Regions from separate parts of the Homo sapiens genome. Here region 2 is linked to region 1. The links are chromatin loops, found by intact Hi-C in ENCODE. Cell type or tissue: GM12878. All regions are shown on one strand. Each heading gives the region's core, and the rest is flanking DNA. Links, peaks and the distances in the headings are about the cores only. Region 1 overlaps LOC105369777 (a long non-coding RNA gene). Region 2 overlaps LOC105378250 (a long non-coding RNA gene).

What was found. Peaks named below come from ENCODE experiments on the same cell type or tissue, not always from the same donor. Only the 100,000 strongest peaks of a DNase experiment are listed, where the experiment ranks them.
Region 2: it touches region 1 in a loop (3-fold over the local background); 26 of 110 quality-filtered maps call a loop at or near these places.

Annotation. Positions count from the first base shown.
Region 1 is chr12:54,195,355-54,207,774 of GRCh38, reverse strand. It overlaps LOC105369777 (a long non-coding RNA gene), which reads right to left. Exons shown (of 3, transcript XR_944984.2): 3 at 5,442-7,315. Among named protein-coding and RNA genes, the nearest start is that of SMUG1, 13 kb to the right of the region's middle. In GM12878, for the core only: a CTCF peak has its summit at 6,264 (motif pointing right); no DNase peak of the experiment used is centred there; H3K27me3 peaks cover 120 bases.
Region 2 is chr12:53,754,006-53,764,215 of GRCh38, reverse strand. All of the region lies in intron 1 of LOC105378250 (a long non-coding RNA gene), which reads right to left. It also overlaps a transcript of CISTR not described here. Among named protein-coding and RNA genes, the nearest start is that of CISTR, 7.1 kb to the right of the region's middle. RefSeq lists an enhancer at 6,773-6,822 and a silencer at 9,912-9,961. In GM12878, for the core only: CTCF peaks have their summits at 6,877 and 8,437; a DNase peak (open chromatin) is centred at 6,906; H3K4me3 peaks cover 3,550 bases; H3K27ac peaks cover 2,189 bases.

The DNA of each region.
Region 1 (12,420 bases), core at 2,010-10,009:
CATGTACAGGGGCAGTTGTGTGTTTTAGAATGTACCAGGACCACCAAATCAGCGTCCTGTGGCCCCAAAGGACTCAGAGATTGTCTAATGGGCCAATCCCCTTATCTTCAGCTGGGGAGACCGAGCCCAGGGAGGGCAACGTGCTTGTTCAGGCTTGCACGGTGAGCTCATGGCCGAGCTTTCAGACGGTTACTGCACCATTCTTACTGGTGTGCATCTCTGAGTTGATGAGAAGTGGGTGTGTCTGCTGTACCACACAGAAACCCAGGTCTCAGAACAAGTGCCTGCTTCCCCCCACCTCCACTGCTGGGGCTAACTCCTGGAAGAGGCCTTGTCCTCCCCTTCTCTGGCTTCCCTGTCTCTGCACCAGCCTCTTCCTCATGGCCCAACTGACCAGCTGAATGAAGGATATTCACTACCTTCCCTAGAATCCAGGTGTCTGGAGATTGGGGCTCTTGTAATGATAGTGAAAGCTGCTGTGATTACTATTGTGGCCAACCTTTGTAGACCACATGTAGTCGTTGTCACGCATCAGATCATTTAATCACTTAATCCCGCATCGATCTTTCAAGGGAGGCACTCTAGCTATTCTCATTGTACCCATGAGGAAATTGAGGCACAGAAAGGTGGAGGACCTTGTCCAAGACTGCACAGCCAGCAGGCAACCAGGCCATCCCAACCCAGTGACGAGTACTAAGCAGGATGGATCCCATGTGATGGTGCTAGCCATACCCCCAGTAACCACCTCTGGCTGCTTGTGGAATGCTCAGCATGTGCCCAGCACTTCTCATTTGATCTTGGCTGCTCACAATAACCCTGTGGCATATGTTTTATCTCCACTTTGCAGATGAATGAACAGAAGCTCAGCTAGTAAGCAGAAGGACCAGGCCTCTATCAGAGCTCTGGGGGGCTCTATGTTAAACCCATGCACTTAATCATCCACTGGTCTGGTGCTCTGAAACTTTACATCACCTTAGGATTTGTCAAAATGTAGATTCTGACTCAGTAGGTCTGGCGGCAGGGCCTGAGATGCTGCATTTCCTTTTTCCTTTCCCTCTTTTTTTTCTTTTTTCTTTTTTCTTTCTTTCTTTTTTTTTTTTTTTTTTGAGACAGAGTCTCGCTCTGTCGCCCAGGCTGGAGTGCAGTGGCGTGACCTCAGCTCACTGCAACCTCCGCCTCCCGGGTTCAAGTGATTCTACTGCCTCAGCCTCCCGAGTAGCTGGGACTACAGGGGTGCGCCACCACCATTGAGGCACCTGGGAGCAGGCTGCACTCCTTTTGTTGGCCTCATCCTGTTTGTCTGGGGTTCTCCCTCCTTCCTCCCCACCTCCTCTGCTTCTTGCTGTCTCTACTCTCCCAGCCCTGGCATTTCATCTCATCTCTGTTCTCTGGTTGACTCTGTTCCCAGCCCTCCAGGACTCAGAGTCACAGGTGTGATTTTGAATGGTCATTGACCAGTTGCATGGCCAGCTCACTATCCCTTTCTCCAGCTCAATCCGACCTTCCCATGACCTGAGCCTGGCTTTCTTCAGCAGGAGACCTTTAGGACAGACAACACCCAGAGGCTGACAGAGGGGACCTCCCTGTCTGAGAGGTCCTAGAACAGGAAAGTGGGGCTCATCCAGGCTGTGGGAATGGACCTTCTGCAGGAGCCAGACTGGATGGGGGCCTCTAGAACCTCCCCCCTGCATTCAGTGGCAGCATTCAGATTAATCTCTCCCCTGGCCTTCAGCTGGGAGTGTAGTGGAGTGTTCACAACCCTTGGTCTTTTCATGCCGATGATACTGTCTGTCCTTCTGGGAGGTCTGCTGGCCTCACATTTACCTGGAGAACGAGCTGCTCGTCAAGTTGCTTACCAGGGCAACCACACCACAGAGCAGGCGTGCAGAGCTGGGTCCTGCAGCTCTCCTGGCCCCAGATGGGGCTCAGGTGGCTGAGGGAATGACGGTATCTCAGCTCTCAGCTGGGACTCAGACTGGAGAAAATAGGAGCAAGCAGCTCTCTTCCTAGCCTTTTCCTGGGTACTTTAGGAAAGTTCCTGCCCCCTGGGTGGAGACCCGATAGTTGTTCATCCCATAAATGCCTACTGAGCACTGCCTATGTGTGAGGTGCTCTGATGGCCATGAGAGCTTGAGCCCACCTCAGGTCTGGGTGACTGAAAGAGGAGGGCTCTGTCCATGGGCCAGAGTGGGAGGGAGGTCCCAGCAGCACCAGACAGAGAGGAAAGGCCAGACAGACCTTTTCTGGAGTCAGGAGCTGAGGAGGCATGGAGGAGGAGTGAGATGCCTCCCTGCCCTCTCTAACTAACCCCCTCCTGCACATGGGGGTTCTGGTCTGTAGATGGTGAGCTGGGCAGGTTGCTCTCTCTGCCTCTCCTGGCCTCATTTCTGTACTTTGAAATATGACAGCATGAGGCTAAGCCAGGAGTTCTCAGGAGATGACTTAGAAGCACCTGGGAGCATTACAATTCTGATTCCTCGACCCCTCTGATCTAACTGCTCTGAGGTCCTGGGGTCAGGACCTAGCATTTGGTCCCCTGAGCCCTGCCTGATTCTAATGGGCAGCCAGGTGATGGGTAGTGGAGGCAGAAGGCTGGCGGACCTCCTACAACCCCTCCAGAAGGCTAAGGGGGCACCCAGGGCCCTTCCTGCTCTGTCAGGCTGCAGTTTGGGGGAAGCCACTGTGCTTGAGTTTTTATAGTGCTAGGCACTGAGTGGCGTTCATTTAGACCCCAGACAGGCGCTTACTATCCCCACTGTGGGAAGGAAGCTGAAGCCCAGAAAGGTAAGTGGAACAACCCTGAGCTTTTTATTTATTTATTTTTTATTTTCATTTATTTATTTATTTTTATTTTTTGAGATGGAGTTTTGCACTTGTCACCTAGCCTGGAGTACAATGGTGTGATCTCTGCTCACTGCAACTTCTGCCTCCCAGGTTCAAGCCATTCTCCTGCCTCAGCCTCCTGAGTAGCTGGGATTGCAGGTGCCTGCCACCACGCCCAGCTAATTTTTGTATTTTTAGTAGAGACAGGGATTCCCCATGTTGGCCAGGCTGGTCTCAAACTCCTGACCTCAGGTGATCCACCCACCTTGGCCTCCCAAAATGCTGGGATTACAGGTGTGAGCCACCGACCGCACCCGACCAATCCTAAACTTTTAAAATCTTAGGTCCCCACCACTGCAGGTCTATAGCGTTTTCCTCCACTTTCTCTGCGTTGGTTTCTCTTCTCTTGATGGACAAGACACTTTCTTTTTCCATCTCCTGCGCTCTTACCTACCTCTTCCTCTCTTCTCTCTCCCTCTAATCTCCAGAGAAGGTGCTTATCAACTATTTTCTGAGAAGTCCTCCCTGTCATCTGTCCCAAGTTTCTTCTCCAAGGAAAGTCCATATTCCCTGATCTCCCCTTGTAGGTGGGGAGGAGAGAGCGCTGCAGACATTGCCTCTGACTGTCACTGCTGTTCCTGGCTCCCCTGGCCTCCTGCTCCCTTCTTCTCATCTATCACCAGTTTTTGCCCTTCTTCCCTCTTCAGAATTCTTTGTTTGGTTTATAACAGAGGTAAAAAGCCAGAGTAATTAATTCCCAGAGAGAAATCCTCTCCAATTCCAGCAGGAAGGATTGAGGCTAGATGCCTGGAAAAACTTCCAAATAGCCTAAGTGAGTAGTTCTGAATAAGGGTGTGGATCCAAGGGGAAAGACTGGTCTCTCTCCAGGCTTATAATCCTCTTCTTCTTCCTGGTCCCCCCTTTACACATGCCCACAAACCCCTGCTAGGGTGACTTTGTGCCCATCCCCTGACCTCTTCATGAGTGCTGCCAGGGGCTCAGAGATCATGGGCTCCTCAGGGCCACACTGATGCTGAAGGATGGGTTGGGGCACCCTCCTGCCCTGGCCTTGACCATTGTCCCTGCTCTGGGCCCTGTGGCCTTACCATCCACTCCAACCGTCCCTCATCTTCTCAGGATGGGATGCTTGGAGGGTCTGTGTGTGGGAGATCTGAGGGTGTGCTGGGTCCATCTGTGGAGCCAGCCGTGTGTGTGGCTGTGCATGGGGTGAAGGCATACCTGGGGGTCTCGGTGTGCCTTTGCCTCAGCCCTTGCCCCAGAACTCCAGAAGGCCCCTCTGGTCTCTATCCTGCCTCTGGCCCTGGGGTCAGCTGGTAGGTGGGATGAGTTGGTGAGTGCACAAGCTTGGGAGAGCCACTGACACTATGAAGTAGGCATGCCGACACCTGAGGCTTCCCTGATGTTGCACTGAATGCCCTCAGGCCCCAGGCCAGATCTGCTGTCCACTATCTGGCTAAATGGGCCCTTACCAACCAGGCCCAACCTTCTGAAAGTAGGCACTGGTGGAGGATTGAAGGGCTGTGTTGGGGACCTTTTGGCTCTTCCTTCTAAGGGCTCCTAGTCTGCCTCCCTCCAGGAGCTCTGGAGTGGTGGGTTTCTAGATGGGCAGAACCCATCAGTCCCATCTGCACCCTCCATTGCAGGTCCAGAATTATTCTGTAGCGGGTCAGTTCCTGACCCCTCTCTCCACATCTTTGTTTTTTTTTTTTTTTTTGAGACAGAGTCTCTCTCTGTCGCCCAGGCTGGAGTGCGGTGGCGCGATCTCAGCTCACACGGCAAGCTCCGCCTCCCGGGTTCACACCATTCTCCTGCCTCAGACTCCCGAGTAGCTGGGACTACAGGCACCCACCACCACACCTGCTAATTTTTTGTATTTTTAGTAGAGACGGGGTTTCACCGTGTTAGCCAGGATGGTCTCGATCTCCTGACCTCGTGATCTGCCCACCTTGGCCTCCCAAAGTGCTGGGATTACAGGCATGGGCCACCGTGCTTGGCCCACACCTTTGTTTTTATTTTAATTTTATTTTTTGAGACACGGTCTTGCTCTGTCAATCAGACTGGAGTGTAGTGGCTTGATTACGATTCACTGCAGCCTTGACCTCCTAGACTCAAGTGATCCTTCTGCCTTGGCCTCCCATGTAGCTGGGACACAGGTGCGCCCACCGTGCCTAGCTTTTTTTTTTTTTTTTTTTTTTTTGTACAGATGAGGTCTCATGTTGTTGCCCAAGCTGGTCTCGAACTCTTGGGCTCAAGCAATCCTCCCACCCTGGCCTCCCAAAGTGTTGGGATTACAGAAGTTAGCCACTGCGCTTAGCCTTTATTGAACTCCTGGCCTCAAGTGATCTTCCAGCTTCAGTCTCCCAAAATGCTGAGATTATAGGTGTGAGCCACTGTGCCCAACTCTTCCCACATATTTGAAGAAGGGTGTTTGTTTGTTTGTTTGTTTGTTTGTTTTTTGAGATGGAGTGTCGCTCTATTGCCCAGGCTGGAGTGTAGTGGTGTGGTCTTGGCTTACTGCAACCTCCGCCTCCTGGGTTCAGGCACTTCTCCTGCCTCTACCTCCTAAGTAGCTGGGATTACAGGTATGCACCAGTACGCATGGCTAATTTTTGTATTTTTAGTAGAGACGAGGTTTCACCATGTTTGCCAGGCTGGTCTCAAACTCCTGACCTCAGGTGATCTGCCCGCCTTGGCCTCCTAAAGTGCTGGGATTACAGGCGTGATGGCGCCCGGCCTGAAGAGGAGTTTTAAAAATGATTCAAGTTCACGTACGGAACATTATCATTGCATTTGGTTCTTTCCACACTTCTTTAAGGTAAAATGGTGGGCCAGAGGGAGTTTTACTTTTTTTTTGAGACGGCGTCTCGCTCTGTTGCCTAGGCTGGAGTGCGGTGGCATGATCTCGGCTCGCTGCAACCTCCGCCTCCCTGGTTCAAGCGATTCTCCTGCCTCAGCCTCCTGAGTAGCTGGGACAGGCATGTGCCACCACGTCCAGCTAATTTTTGTATTTTTAGTAGAGACAGGATTTCACCGTGTTAGCCATGATGGTCTCGATCTCCTGACCTCGTGATCCGCCCGCCTCGGCCTCCCAAAGTGCTGGGATTACAGGTGTGAGCCACCGTGCCCGGCTTTTTCTTCCTTTTAATGAATGAGGTCACTGAGGCTCTGTGGGGAGGTGTGCCCAGGGTCACCAGATGGAGAGCGGCAGATTAGGAACAGAATGGGGTTAGCCTGTGTCCTCTTCCAGTGCTCCTTCTGGGCCCTACTCCTTCCTGATCAGGTGCCCTCGGGGCTGGGGCTGCCGATTTGGCCTCTCACAGAAGGTGGGGCCCTGGGTTCCCTGTCCTCTGCATCAGCAACCCTGGGCCCCAGCTCTAAGCACGGGTGTGGTGGTGGGAGGTGGAACTGCCTGTCCTGCCTCTGCACGGCCACAAGGGGGCTCCAGGACCAGGTTTTTCTTTTTGCTGGAGCTGCAAGGGTTCCCAGTAATCCCAGCACCCTGAGCTTTTCTGGAAGTGCCGGTTATCCTTCTGAAGCTGCCACTGAAGGGTCTCTGCCAGGCTGGGAGGCCATCAGAAAGGGCGCAGCCTTTGCACTTTATAATCCTATTCCAGAAGTACCTCCCTTTGCTTGGCTAGGAAGTCCTTCCAGTTGTCTACCCTCCATTTCTACTGCTACAGGCCGGGAGAGATGAGGCTGAGTGAGCCACTCTTCTTTCTTTGCTTACTACTCCCCTACCCAAGGCTTGAAGGGAAGTACTTGTTCTTGTCCCCATTCCCTGATCATTAGAGCTCAGACTGCTCTCCTGTCACTGCTAAGGGCTGGATAGACAGCAGCAGGAAAGATGTAAGTTAGACATCAGGAAGGACTTCCTGACAGAGAAGGCCATGGGCTGCTGGGTTTGAGTATCTGAGGAAGGCTGAACAAAGGGAAGTTGGCTGTTCATCTGGGGTGAGGCTCTGGGAAAAGTCCTCTGTGCTCCACACCCCGAAGCTATACATCCCTGGAAGTGGGGAGTGGGGCCTGGGTACAGTTATTTGCTACTGTGTCTCTCCGAACCTCAGGGAACCACAGATATTGCTGGCTCCTTGGGCTTCTGGGATGGGGAGGAGATCTGCGTGGGGGCTTACAAAGGGGTGGAAAGGAAAACACCTGAGCCACTCCCTCCCTTGGCTGGTGACCCAAGGCAGAGGGAAGGATGACATGATGGAACAGTTTGCTGCATCTACTTCAGTTGGCTTTCAGAGCCCCTGTGAGGTCTTCAGCTTCTTAGGTTATCATCAACCTACTGGGCAAAGACTGAGTCATGCGGGTGGAGTGCTTCTTGCGGCAGGTGGGGTGCTTCTTGCGGCAGGAGATGACGCTGCGCAGGATATGAAGGAGTCTGGTCCCCTCTGTTTTCTGCACCTTGACTTTCCAAGTGGGACATGAAATGTCATTTGCCTCTTCTGTCTTCAATGCTGAGGGGACCCTGGGGTCAAGGGAAGAGCAGGCCTTTGGAGTCAGACCTTACCTGTTGGAGCCGCATGGCGGACCGCTCTGTCTCAATCCCCGCATCAGAAGGGAAGGGTGGAATAAGAAATCCTACTTCCCAGGGCTGTGGTGAGCTTTGGGAGACGGCAGATGTGAAAGGGCCTCTGGGGGGGGGGGAGCACAGCACAGCAGGTGCTCCCGCCCAGACTCCTTTGTTCCTGGAGAAGGGGAGATGTGTCCATTTCCCAGATTGGAACATGGTGGCAGGAATGATACTAAGGCTCAAGGCCAGGATCTCTGCTGGACATGCTCCAGAGTCAAAAGTTTGGCCTCCCGCTCCCCTGGCTCCTCCTGTTTCCTCCCCTCCCTCTTCCCACAAGGCCCTTCTCTGGCTCTACTTTCTACCCTGCATCCACCTCTTTTCTTACTTTTTTTTTTTATTCTCCCTTCCTTCTTTCTTCCCCTTTCTCCTTCAGCTCTATTTCCTATTTCCTCTGTTCCTTTACTTTCCTCTCTTCCTCCCTTCCTTCCTTCTTTATTTTTTATGAGACGGAGTCTCGCTCTGTTGCCCAGGCTGGAGTGCAGTGGTATGATCTCAGCTCACTGCAACCTCTGCCTCCTGGGTTCAAGCGATTCTCCTGCCTCAGCCTCCTGAGTAGCTGGGACTACAGGCGCCCACCACCACGCCCAGCTAATTTTTTGTATTTTTAGTAGTGACGGGGTTCCACCATGTTAGCCAGGATGGTCTCGATCTCCTGACCTCGTGATCCGCCCGCCTTGGCCTCCCAAAGTGCTGGGATTACAGGCGTGAGCAACCGCACCCAGCCCCTTCCTTCTTTTACTAAGCATTAAGTTAGGTGAAAGAGATGATCAAGAGCACTAATGCACGTGCTGTACCCCCGATCATCTCCTGAGTTGTTTTCTTCTCAGTCTTTCTTTCTGATCTCCCCACTAGGCTGATGCTTCTGTTCTGTGGGCCTGGGATGGGAAGGAAGTTGATAATAAAATCTGGTTCAATTAAATGTGTGCCTGTATTTGTGTGTATCCTGGGGAGACAGCTGAATAGCACATGGTGGTCCTTGCCCTTGAAGGACTTGTGGCTAGGGAGGGAGGCTGCGGTGTCAGCAGCAGTGTGACAAGTGCTGCCTCAGACGTTTGAATAGGTTGCTGGGATCTGACGAAGAACATCAGAAAAGGCTTCACAGAGGAGGTGATGGTTGAGATGGGTTTTAAGGGATGAGCTGGAGTTTGCCAGGTTCAGCAGTGGGTGGAGAAAAAGGCAGTCCTGTCAGAGGGATTACCACAGGCAAAGACATGTTGCTAAGAAAGGGCAAGGAGAATTTAGGGAACCGGCAGTAGTTCTGTATGGCTGAAGCCGAGGGAGTCATGGGAGACTGAAATCCCAACCCAGAAGGGGAGCAACGATGCCCAATGGTCAGCTCACTAGCCATGCGAGAGTGGTGCAGAACAGGGCATTGCTCCCTGCTAAATGAATGACAAGGGGCAGTGGGAGCTGGGGGTGTGGAGAGGTGTGCCCTGGGCCTTCATCTCCTCCCTACTTGCTGGCTATTCTGCTCTGGGAAACCTACATTAACTGATCCTGGGCCTCGGTTGCCTCATCTATAAAACGGGGATGGTGAAGCCTTATCTCCTGAAGATGGGTAAGACAGACCTGATTTCTTTAGGTGCCTTTCAGCATTGAGAGCTGTAGGATTATGATCACTTGGGGTTTGTGTGATCAGAGAAGCCTTCATGGAAGTGGAGGACTTGGTATCTGGCTTTAAATGATGGCTAGTCTGCGGCCGGGCGCAGTGGCTCATGCCTGAAATCCCAGCACTTTGGGAGGCCGAGGTGGGCGGATCACGAGATCAGGAGATCGAGACCATCCTGGCTAACACAGTGAAAACCCATCTGTACTAAAAATACAAAAAAAAAAAAAAAAAAAAAGTTAGCGAGGCGTGGTGGCGGGCGCCTGTAGTCCCAGCTACTGGGGAGGCTGAGACAGGAGAATGGTGTGAACTCAGGAGGCGGAGCTTGCAGTGAGTCAAGATTGCATCACTGCACTCCAGCCTGGGCAACAGAGCGAGACTCCACCTCAAAAAAAACAAAAAAGAAAAAGATGGCTAGGCCAGGCGCGGCGGCTCACGCCTGTAATCCCAGCACTTTGGGAGGCCGAGGCAAGTGGATCACGAGGTCAGGAGTTCAAGATCAGTCTGGCCAAGATGGTGAAACCCCATCTCTACTAAAAATACAAAAAATTAGCAGGGCGTGGTGGTGGGTGCCTGTAATCCCAGCTACTCGGGAGGCTGAGGCAGAGAATTGCTTGAAACCAGGAGGCAGAGGATGTAGTGAGCCGAGATCATACCATTGCACTCCAGCCTGGGCGACAAGAGTGGAACTCCGTCTCAAAAAAAAAAAAAAAAAAAAAATGGCTAATGTTGAGCGAAATTGAGAGGAGTGGGGAAGACTCGGGGGACCATGACAAAAGTTGGAGACAGGACAGTGCAGGGCATGTCTGGAGGATGATGTGTCCAGCCAACTTTTGGGGTTGAGGCTGGCTTTAAGGTAGGAGAGGACAGGAACACGCCTTGTGCTGTCAGGAGGTACGTGAGAGTCATGGACTCTGGTGCATGATCCCCTCCCTGCCCCCAAGCCTCTTGGGACCAGACTGAACTGGGAGCCAGAAACATGCAAATGAGATGCAAACAGCAGGTGACTCACACCCCTGCACCCACTGCCTGAGGCCTGTTTTGTGTGGGTTTGAGCCACAGGACAGAGGGTCCTGTACCCTTTACCTTCCCTGCCCGGGCTCTTCTTGCCTTACTGGCTAAGCCTGCTAGATTTTGGGGACACAGGCCTATCAGCTCTTTCCCTTCTCCAGGCCCAAGAGCTATTCCTTCCCCACCCCTCCCCTGCTAGAGCCCTCGCCCCTCCCATTCATCCCGGGAGGACTGGCTCGGTTCCTGTGGAAGCTTCCCAAAGCCCGCAGGAAGCGTCTGAATTTCTCTGACAGGGAGAGTGAAGAGCAGGTCAGAAAGATGACCTGAGACAGAGGGAGTGACTGGGATGGGGTCTTAGACAGGGGAGACCACAAGGTAAGGGACAGTCTGTTGAGAGGCCCAAGAAAAACAGAGATTTCCAGGGAAGTAGATAGATGCAAACCCAGTGAGCAAAAAGAGCCTGAGACCCTGAGAGACACATTCCAGCAGAGACCCTGAGTGACAGAGACAGACGGAGAGAGCCCTTCTCATGTGTCCAGCCTGGGACATGCTGTACCAGCGCCTCTGTCGGCTTTCTCTTGCCTGTCTGCCTGTCCCTGGCTGACGGTCCCTTTGTCTGTCTAGCTCTTTGTTTGTTTGTCTGTTTGCCTGTCTCCCTCCTGGTTGCCCCTTTCTTTCCCTTCTGCTGTCTATCTGTTGGTCCAGAATTCTCCGTCTGTCATTGCCCTCTGCCTGTCCACTATCTATGGAGAGCAAACTGCCCACTGGGATCGTGGGGCCCCTGTGTCCTTGCCTCCTGATCTTGGACAGGTTCTTGCTTTTCCTTCTCCTGATTTTGGGTCTCAATTTCCTCCTTTCTAAGGTGGCCCTACTTTCTGCCTCCTATCATGTTTATGAGCCTCAGGAGTGTGGAAAAGTGACTGTATTTATGGTTGCTCAGGCATCCTAACAAAGGGTTTAACGCATTTGAGGAACAATATTGCTCTTCAACCTTCTAAGGACAAAGCAAGAAGACAATAATGGCTGCAGCATGGAGCACAGTGGTTAGACATTCAGAGAGACTTCCTAAAAGGGCAGTGTGGAAAATATTAGAGAAGGCCTGCTAAGACGTTAAACAACCCCTTTCATAATGTCCTGAGGAGGAGTCCCATGGCAGGAAGACACGCAACATGACCTTCCTTAGTCTGTGTGGTCTGAGAAAAAGGCTTTTGATGTTATGAGATAGCAGTGACTGGCAGGAGGCGGCTAGGGTACAACCCTTGCCATCAGCTATCCTAGGCTCCCACCTGCACAGCCTCTCAGGTGGCTGGGGATTGGGCCCTGAGGGAAAAAGCGTGTGGAGGAAGTGCTATCTATCTCCGCACCTCCACCCTGTTTCTCTGTCACTTCCCCAAGCTGAGGACCACCCCGCCCTCGCCCCCCGATAATCCATGAGAGATGGCTGCTGGGGACGGAGTGATGTATGTAATGCAGATAAAATGTCAGCAATTCTAAATGGGTCCGGAGATGCAGCCGTGGGTTGGGGGGAGGGAGAGAGGGCGGAGCAGGGGGGAGAGAGGAAGGGAAAATGAGATGTGGTCCTTACCAGGGATGGCAGCAGGGACAGACACCCTCCTCCCCCCAGCAAAGGCCAGAGGAGGGGTGGGCCCAGGAGACAGGAGCCCAGATGAGATTTTGAAGAGGGAGCTGGAGGGTGGGGGTTAGAGGGGAGGAGGACGCGGGCGGGGGCAGTGGGGCCGGAGCTGCTGATGTATAGCGGTTTCATAACTTCCTCAGTATTAAAGGCAGGTTCATGGGGAGGGCAGCGCCATTAATCACCAGGCTGAATGGGGCTGGGATTTGCTGAGAGGCGCGCTTGCTGTCTGCTGCGCCTGCTCAGCTCAGGGTGGGAGGGGGCAAGCAGGGATGTCCCTCCTGAACTAAGGGGTGAGACCCCAGGACGCTATTCTGGGTGTTGGGCAAGTGGGTCCTTGCCTGTAGAGCAGGGGAGCCAGGGGCTGGGGACTGGCAGAAAGAAAGAGAAGGATGAGGAAGGTTGTGGCAGGGGCTAGGAGAGGAGGGTCAGGGGCTGTGGGGAATGATGGGGGCAGAGGCTGAGAGGATTCTAGGGGAGGAAAACTGGGGAGGGAGGATTGTGCATTTGAACATGAAATTGATCACATGTAAATATAATGCAAATGACATGCAAATAAGCATAGGATTTCTCTGGGTCCACAGCTCAAGCATTCTCTTTCTTGGATTGAGCACTGGGGCCAATTTGCATTCAGTTCTAGGCCTAGTGCCTCGTTTCTTTATTATTCATATTTTCAGAGGGAGAACTCAAATCTTGTTAAGGGAGTGGTGGGGCCAACGTGGGCTGGTCCTCTGGACTTCTTGGAAAAGG
Region 2 (10,210 bases), core at 2,211-10,210, 440 kb after region 1:
GTGGGTGGATCACCTGAGGTCAGGAGTTTGAGACCAGCCTGACCAAACATGGTGAAACCCCATCTCTAAGAAAAATATAAAAATTAGCTGGGCGTGTTGGTGGGTGCCTGTAATCTCAGCTACTTGGGAGGCTGAGACAAGAGAATCGCTTGAACCCAGGAGGCCAAGGTTGCAGTGAGCCAAGATCATGCCATTGTGCTCCAGCCTGGGCAACAGAGCGAGACTCCCCCTCAAAAAATAAAAAAAGTGATGTGATACATTGAACAGCAAAAATCAGTTACTTTTCTCCCTTCCTCCCCTTTGATTCTCTACTCCCCTTTTCTCAACCCAGCATCGTATCAACCCAGCACTCCTCAGAAAAGTCCTCACAAGAAATTAGTAAAAGGAAATCCATCTGCATGTCCACCTTACTTTCCAATATGCAACTGAAACATAGGATGGCCTTTGTCTGCAATGAATCCTGATCCACACTCATTTTTTCTAAGAAGGCTTGCTAACCAAACTTGGTTCTGTTTCTTTCCCAAAACCCTTCATTTTCTTGTAAGCATAGACTGTAGAAGTCCACCCAGTGGTCCCGTCTATCACTATATCCTGTCTCTACTCTTAGACTAGCCATTGTGAATGGTCATTGTGAATGGCCCCTTCTTCCATGTATCTCCTCCCAACACCCACCATAATGTGCTACACACCAGGTAGCACAGGAAATTCCAGCTGTCTCTCTGGTTATCTTCCTTCATGCCTTCAAATGTATCATTCTGTCCTCCCCTGTAAATGGTTGGCTGTCTCTCTATCCTCTCTTACAAGGCTCTGCTGAATTCCTCTCATAGCCTTAGGCAGATGCTCCATACCCCCACCATCGCCCTTAGAAAGTTAATTTGTTTTATTTTGTTGTAGGAAAGATGTCAGGTCATCTGAGTTAAATGAAGGCTGTATCATATCTCAAAGTCCTGAGTTTTTATCCATATAGATCAATAGGACTTCTCCAACCAGAACCCACCTGCCTCACTCTTGCTTATTATGTCATAATCTACCACAAAGAGCCTCCGACAGCATGCTTTTTAGGGTACATTCCTTATCCTCATTCCCTGGTTCTTTCTATTCCCTCATCTGCCTTGTGATTTCTGTGATCATAAAAGAAAAAAGACCAGACACAGTGGCTCACACCTGTAATCCTAGCACTTTGAGAGGTCAAGGCAGGAGGATTGCTTAAGGCCAGGAGTTTAAGACCAGCCTGGGCAACATAGCAAGACCCCACTGCTACAAAAATACCCCTCCAAAAAATTAGCCAGGCATGGTGGCATGCATCTGTGGTCCCAGCTACTCAGGAGGCTAAGGCAGAGAAATCGCTTAAGCCCAGGAGTTAGAGGCTGCAGTGAGCCATGATCACACCGCTGCACTCCAGCCCAAACAACAGAGTGAGATCCTGTCTCAAAAAAAAAAAAGTGACAAAGATAAACCAAAAAAAAAATCAAAAATTATTTTTATTAACTTGGAATATACTTTTTAAAGGAAATTGGATTTTCCACATGATTTTGCTTAAACTAAGATTGAAATGAGTCTGCCTTCTGGAGACTCACATGTTAACTGATAATAGAGATGTTTTCCAAGAGCACTGGACGGCAAGAGAAAGTGAACCTAGAATTAAACAATTGCCACATATAGTCAATAACTCAGGTGTCATACATGGATAGGTATTGTCTGGGTTTCTGGTATTGGGGGTATTGCCGAAAGTGTATGTGTGTGGGAGGTGGGGAACAATTTAAGACTCCAAGGACCTTCAAAATTAAAGAGCTTTAAACATGTTTTGTGATAGAAGGAAACTGCCTCTTGGAGGCCAAGGAAGCCAGTCCTATTTCAGGCTTCTCTGCTAAGCCTTTATCAATCAATAAATATGCTTATCATGTATATAAAATTGATAGATTCCAAGAGAGAGAATGGAGCCATCAGGTTTCAAGGTTTATTTAGTGCTGGCTCATTTGCAATATACTTGGGACCTGAGACAAGCCTGCCTTCAGTGTTTTAAAGACCACTAGCAGCCACACCCCAACGGAATTTGGTAATCTTTCCTTCTATAGCTAATCTGTAATTCCCACCACTGCTTGTTTTTTATTGTATTCTATTTTTTTATTTATTTATTTTTTAGCTACTTGAGCACCTAGGAAGAAAACCCTCAAAGTCCTCTCTCTCATCATTGTGCACCACCTTATCAAACTGGAGCTGATATTCTGCAATGTCCACATCAGTGTCCTCCCTAAGTAGATGAGCCACAGATAGTTTCAGAATCTGAAGTGACACCAGGTGGTAAAACATGAAGGAGGCAGCAGACCCAGGTGGGAAAATCTTCATTCATTCAAACAACATGTCTGTGCACATACCATGTGCTGGACCCTGTGGGAAAGATAAAGATAAATAAAGCAAGCCCTAAATAAATAAACCAGGCCAGAAGGGAAAGCCAGGAATGGGGGCATGCAAAAAGGAGGGAAGGATGCTGGAGGAGGAAGGCTAGGAAATAACCTCCCCTAGCTTACAAGTTCCTAGGACCAGCTCTACTGAAGTTTTCTGGCTTGGAGTAGAATGGAATGTAGCCCCCAAATCACTCCACCCCCAGCAAACTTACCCACCCTCCTCAGGCCCACAAGGCCTCCTGGTCTGCACTCCTCAATCCAGAGCTCTGCCCTGGCACCATGGAATGCTCTCTGCTCAAAGCCCTCAGGGGTTCTACACTGGCACCACTCCAGACCCAGTCTGCTCAGCCTTCTTCCTCCCTGGCTATCTCAGTTATTTTACCAACCCCATAACCATGAGGAATCACTTATCCAGGTCTTTTTCTGGTTGGGGAAGAGGGCAGGAAGTGGGACCCCAAGGAGGCTGGAAGTAGTGGAACTTTTGAAGGGAGTTTAGGAAAGGGGAGGAACAGTGTGAAGGAGGTGGCATAGCCCAGAATCCAGGAAGAAAGCTGGAGGTAGGCAATGGGAGAAGCAGGGGCACCCAGTTCGGAGAGACAGTGGAGTGGAGGCTTAAATGGAACTTGGTTGGAGACCGGGCAACAGGAAATGGATTTTTTTTTTTTTTAAGATGGAGTCTCGCTCTGTCACCCAGGCTGGAGTGCAATGTCACAATCTCGGCTTACTGCAACCTCCGCCTCCTAGGTTCACCCGACTCTCCTGCCTCTGCCTACCGAGTAGCTGGGACTACAGGCGTGAGCCACCACACCCAACTAATTTTTGTATCTTTAGTAGAGACGGGGTTTCTCCATGTTGGCCAGGCTGGTCTTGAACTCCTGACCTCAGGTGATCCACCTGCCTCAGCCTCCCAAAGTGCTGGGATTACAGGCATTAGTTAGTTACCGCGCCTGGCCAGAAAATGGATTTTGAAGTAAGCATGTGTGCCAAGGGAGTACTGGATATGGAAGAGGCCCTGACTGGTTGAAGGAGAGGCTGGGAAGGGGTTGGTGCCTTGCCTGTGAAAATACGGGGATCGGGGCCGGATATGGTGGCTCACACCTATAATCCCAGCACTTTGCGAGGCCGAGGTGGGGGAATCACGTGAAGCCAGGAGTTCGAGACCAGCCTGGCCAACATGGCAAAACTTAGTCTCTACTAAAACTACAAAAATTATCCAGGTGTGGATTATGCCTGTAATCCCAGCTACTGGGGAGGCTGAGGCATGAGAATCGCTTGAACCTGGGAGGCGGAGGTTGCAGTGAGCTGAGATTGCGCCACTGCACTCCAGCCTGGGCGACAGAGGGAGATTCTGTCTCAAAAAAAAAAAAGATAAAATAAAATATGAGAGTCAGTCCCAGGTCCAGATAAAGAACCTCCACTCAGGAGCCCTTTCAACAAGGATAGACGCACCAGGCCCCCAACCTCTCTCGAAACACCCCTACTGGGTTCCTCTACCATCATCTCCCAATTCTCACCCCCCTACCCACATTGTCCCTCACCCCAGAAATAAAATTAAAAGGGAGCTGGTTTAGGCTTCACTGTGGGAGACCTCCTAAGACAGTCATTCATCATTCACAGCATATGTTAACTGACTACTCATTGATTATTGTGATGGAGGAAATAAAGATGAAAAAGATATAGTCCCTGCCTACAGAGTTTCCTGCTCTCTGGAATGGAGATATTCAAACAGTAGGGCTTCCAAGGCCCTGAAACAGGTGACCAAAGGAAGGTATCTCCTCTTTCCCTGATGTCAATCTTCAAACAGACGAGACTGGACTCCCAGGGACGGAATAGGTGGAGTCGGCATAGAGACTAAGGGCTGAATGGACAAGTGATCAGCTCAAGAAGCCACTGGTCTCAAGGGAAAGGAGTACTGCTGCCTTGACTCAATAGGGCTGCTAATCCTCTACACCCTAAATGAGATGAAAGAAAGACTGGGGTGGAGGCGAGAGAGGGGAGGAGAAGGGTAGAGGCAAGACTCTGGAAGTAGAGTCTATACTAATTATATACTAAGACATAATATTGGAATTAAAGCAGAGAGAATTGCTCCAGATCTCACAAAGAATTGCCAACTGAGAAAAACCTAAACATCACATTGACTTTGCGATAGTGCTTCTCTATTAGACATGGACCAAGGGCATTAACTGAGCACCTCCTTTGAGCCTGGCACTACGCTGGGTAGTGGATGAGTGGCCCCAGTCAAGACTATAGAGCCAGGATGCCTAGAGGCAAAGGAGACAGGCAGGAATTGGAAGGATGGCTCTAATGACAGAACAGTAGGGGAGGGGCATCTGGGTGCTTGATTTATGTCTGCTCCAACAGTCCTAAGCTGTCTTCCCCTGCCTCAAGCTGGGATTTTCCCAGATGTGCATCTGCTTGAGGGAAAGAAGGGCGGCACAGGGGGAGGGTCTCCATGTCCTTGCCTCTGGTCCCAAGAGCAATCCCTTCTCCTTTCTCCCTATGCTGTTCACTGCCTGCTGGGTAGAGGGTGGGAGGCTGGGGGAAATGCCAGGGCCCCCAGATAATCACCAGGTAATGAAAAGAACTGGCCCAGGGCTGGGGGGAATGCAGAAGATGCCGAGTTGGGGCTGTAAATCGCCCTGGGAGAAGGGGGTACAGAATGGGGGACCCTGACAGTTGGAGCCCATCCAGGTGATTTCGCATGAAGTATCTGAACCTTGAGGGGTGGGAGTGGGGAGGATGAGAGGCAGGCAGAGGTGTGAGCCAGAGAGAGGAGAAGACGCTGAAAGAGACAGGGAGAAGAGAAGCAAAAAGGAGAGATGAAAGGGAGGGCAAGAGATGGGAAGAGAGATGCGAAGAGCGATGGGGAGACAGCCAAACGAGACAGATGGGAGGGGAGGTGGATGGAGAGACTAAAAGGCACACACAGTGAAACTCATAAAGACATGATGGTATGAGAGACCCTCCCAGACTGAGGGAGGGAAGCGGGGAGGGAGAGAGAAAGGCTGACGGCGGACACAGTCCTAGAAAAACTCAGACCAAAAAATATGTGGAGTCAAGGAGATAGACAGAATGGCCGACAGACAGACAGACAGACCTGCCTGACAGAGGTGAGGGTGACGGAGGCAAAGAAGGAACAAAGAAAACAGGGTTGCAGTGAAAAGGGGGGAGGGAGTGAGACAAAGAGAGAGAAGGAGGCAAGTGTGGAGCAGGAGGAGGGAGTGAGGCCAGGGAGGGGGATATATATTTTCTTTATGATCCTCTTCAATCTCACTCAGCTCGCTGCTGAGCCGCTTCCCCTCTCAGGTGCTGCTCAGTGGCGGATGTGCTCAGAAAGCTGATATGCTGAGGCTCTCTCCCAGAGCCAACCTGGGGGGCTCGCAGAGACCCCTACATGGACATGACAACCCAACCTGCCTCCCTGTCCCCAAAAATGCTGCAGTCCAGAGAGGACTGAAGCCCAGCTCTTAATTTTTCAGAGCTAACGCAGCCTGGCACAACCAGTAGAAGGGGAAGTGGGGCAGAGGAGGAGGAGAAATAGAGGAAGGCAGGCAAGGGAGGCATGTTCTGGGGAGGGTGCTGGGGACAGTCTTTGGTCAGGGGTCAAGGGGAGAGGAGTAAAGAGAGGTAAGGACTGAGGAGAGATCTGCATTTGAGAATAAAATTAGCAGCATGCAAAGGATAAGGGAGATAAGACACCAGTGACGCCCAATTACTTTGGGGTCAACAATTTAGACACCTACTGAGAAGCCATGACCGATGCCTTCAAGCAACTCTCTACTAACAGACCCCACAAATATATACATGAAACCCATGAAAGGAGAAACTGAGGCATAGAGTAGAGATCCTGAGACCACTGAATGTGCATGAATCTAGGTTTTCAGGGACCACAGATAGAGTAACCAGCCAAGTTTCTGAAGACCTAAGACTTAGCATGACAACCTGGACCCTGCCTTTTTTCCCCAGGCTTTCTTGAGGCTGAGGAAGTAGCTGAGCTCTGCAAAGACCAGCTCCCCCAGCTCCTCTCACGGCCGGGGAAGACCCTAAGAACATTAACTCAGGCAATCTAAGGGGAAATTATCCCCACATCCACTCCTTCCCTGCCAGCCTCATGCAAGGTCCAAGAGGCCAGATGTCCCAGGATAGACAGAGCCTAAGGAGTCTCCTTAGCAGCAGGAATAACTTTATCACAGCTTATCTGGGCCTCCCAGAGGTAAATTGAAAGGCTGCGAGGAAACAACTGAGGTCCCTACCTATTCCTACACCCATCCCAAAGGGGTATGGGTAGAAGGCCAGGGGACAGAATCAGAAGGACTTCACAACCTAGGAGAAAAGGAGAAAAGCCGGTTCCCAGGCAACAGCTAGGTCAGTCAGTAGCTGAAAAGACCCCCAAGGCAGCTGTAGCTCTCTGTTCCTCGCCTGAGTCTCTCAAGCCTGCAACCGGGAAGCTCTGCAGTACCAGAGAGGGCCGCTAGGGAGTGCTCGCCAACAGCCAGGCTCCAGAAAGGAAGCAGCCGGCCAAGCCAAGAAGACCGGAAGGCAATCGATCAGAGTCGCCCTGGCAACCGGGCTGAGCCCGAGACAGACAGCACGTCGATAATGAAATCATCGTTAAATGACTTCAAGCCCTAATTAATAATCCAGGCCAACCGAGGCCATGCCTGACTGGGGTCGGGGGAGGGGATGTCATTGTTGGGGAGCACTGGAAGCTTCTGGACAATTAATCAATTAATCCACTCACTCAATAATTGGCTCCTTTGTCCTCTGCCATGCCCCTCCCCCACCTCATCCACCTCTGACTGTGGAGAGGGGAAGAAGAGATGTTGGGCTAATAGTTTCCAAGGGCCACAGTTCCTCCCTCTCCCCTCCTTTTTATCCACACATCTGTTTCCTGAGCCAGCTCACAAAAGCTTCCCTAAGTCAGGACTTGCCTGCGCTCTTCCACAGGACCTACCAAAGAGTGAACATTTCAGGACCCGGAGTCCCCTGCTATCCAGGTACCTCCCCAGATCCCCTGCTCCCTACCCCACTTCCTCCCATCTCATCCCCCCTCCCCAGTACACACACACACACACACACACACATCACTGACCCACAGCCCACTCTGACTCTGACTGAGGAAAGAGCACTAAACAGTGAATCATGAGAGTTAGCTAAATCCCAGCCACACCAGCTCACCACTTACATACATAACCTTGAGCAGGTTACCTGCCCTCTCCAAGGCCTCCATTTCCTCATCTGAAACCTGAAAGAGGCCAAGTGCAGTGGCTCACGTCTGTGATCCCAGCACTTTGGAAGGCTGAGGCAGGAGGATCGCCTGAGCCCAGGATTTCAAGGCCTAGCCTGAGCAACATAGCAAGACCCCCATCTCTATTTAAAATAAAATAAAACCTCAAGGGATCCAACTGATTTCCAAGGTTCCTTCCTGTGGTATCATCTATTATTACAATAATCAGATCTTTTCCCACTCCTCTCTACTCCGTTCTCTTACTTTGGGGAGGTAAGAGGGAGATTGTAAGGAGTTCCAGGTCCTCATTTATCAGGTGCTTCATCCCCAAAGAACTTACCTCGAGAGCCAGAAAAGGGGATGGTAGAAGAGTACATGGAGGGAAGGCTCCCCCAGCCCATCCCCCACCTGGCCGGTCCTTCTGGCCCTTGCCACCCACCTTGCTTATTGCTCTCCACAACCCCCAGCAGGAAATGAAAAGGCCACAGGAAATTGCGCTTTAAATCCCCTAGCTCCTGGTTCCCTCCACCAAGCCAGGGAGCTGGGGGCAGGCTAACTTCACAGACCAGGCTTTCTCTGTTTGTAATTAGTAAGACACTTAGGAGGAGAAAGGGGTCCCTGCAAAAAGAGCCCCTCTCTCCAAAACAGCTAATCAGGTTATCCAAAAAACTGGTGCTGGGGAAAGCATATGGGATTTGCAGAGAAGAAAGAACCAGAGGATCTTGGGCAAGATGAAGACAGCTGGTGAGACATGGACTGGATAGGTAGGTGGTAGCCTCCTTTCTGGGAGAGGTGATTTATAGCGCCACCTGAGGCCAGGAGAAATGGTGTGCAGCCAAAGGCTGGGATGGGCAAAGAGCGTAGAGAGGGGACCCTCCAGAGACGCCCTGCAGAGAGGACCAGGGAGCAAAACCCACCAGGTCCATCCCACCCCTGTGGACACTTAAGAGGTTAATAAAGTTCAGAATGTTCAGGGCTTACTGTAATTAAAGCCAGGAGCTGGGTCATTCCATTTCTTCAAGTTCCATCTTTTACTTTCCCCTCCCCGACATACACACATCTTTTACAAAAGACATTGAGCCAGATCCTGGACTTTAGATAATACCTCCACTAAAGAGGTGGGCTTACTGTCAGCAAAAGAAATGTAGAATAGACTTTAGAAAGGATTTCCTTTGAGTTAGGGTTGGTAAATGCTAGGGAAAATGAAATGATATAGAATCTCCAACAACACATTTCCTACCACACACACACACACACACACACACACACACACACCCCAAACAGGAAAAGGAAAGCCGTCTCTCAACTGCTATTCTTTTTCTAGGGGATTGGCCTCCAGGTGATGTGTCTCACATCGTGGGACAAAACAGCCTCTCTAAATATTAGGAAAATAACTCCCGTCCCACCCTTCACTCCAGAAGGAAGATGATTGTTTCCCTCTCCAGATCTTGGCAAATGCCCTGCTCAAGGATCACATAGCATGTGGTTAAGAGCCCTGCATGCAGCTTGGTGGCTTCTCTCCAAGCCCTCCCTCTCCTGTTTTATCTTAACCTCTCTGCACCTCGTGTCCATTATTTGGACGCACCCTATGAACCCAGTCCTGGAGAGAGGGAAGGAGTGCAAAGGCAGGAGAGGACAGGGTCTTGCTCTCTGGGATGTGAGAAGGAAGACACAAAAGACAAGAAACCAAAGCAGAGAAAAAAAATTCAGCATATAAATCAGTAGAGTGTAAACAGATCCTTTTAGTGCTGAAACATGCACAGGAGAGTGAAAACAGAGATTGAAAGTATGAAGCAAGATCAGAGGGAAGTAAATGCCAGGTTGAGAGGCTGGAGAGAGTGCAAAGGGGTTGGGAGGAGGAAGACTGATGTCCCTAGCAGGTATGAAGAGAATAAGCTGGGATGATATCAAAGAGGAGGATGATTTTTAAAGCCTAATAAACTTAGATTCAACTGTACACAGTTCTTTTTGCATAAATCTCATTTTATTCTCAGTAACAAGCCACGGGAGCAAGTATTAGTGTTGTCATTTTATAGATAATAAAATAAAGACACAGAGAGGTTAAGTAACTTGCCTCAGGTCACGGAACTGGTAAGTAGCCAGGAATCAAGTTGCTGCATTCTGATGCCAACTCCTGCCGTTTCTGTTCCGGGAAGCAGCCAATTTTAGAGCCTGATTGCATAGAGAGAGATTAACCCCCATCTCCCCTACCCAGGGCGAAAGACCTTCTTCCTCATGCCCTTTTCAACCTGTTCTGCCTGGGAGATCTCGATCAAGTTGGTTAACTTGTGTAGCCTCATCTGTGAAATGGGGAAGTAATATCGAACCCTTTGAAGGTGAAAGTCTAGACTAGATAATTTGTTGAAGATTTTTTAGCTTTAAAATGAATAATTCAATCCATGAAAGGAGTGAGTAAAGGAGATAGCCAGGAAAGAGGTCTCAAGCCTTCCATCTTCCCATTATCCATCCCCATCCCCACCTCTATCTCCTCCCTCTTTGTGTTTGGGGACTTCTGGAGGCCTCTCCCTACATTTCATAGCCTGAGCAGATGTCTCCACCTAGCCATGGTTCACTAGCC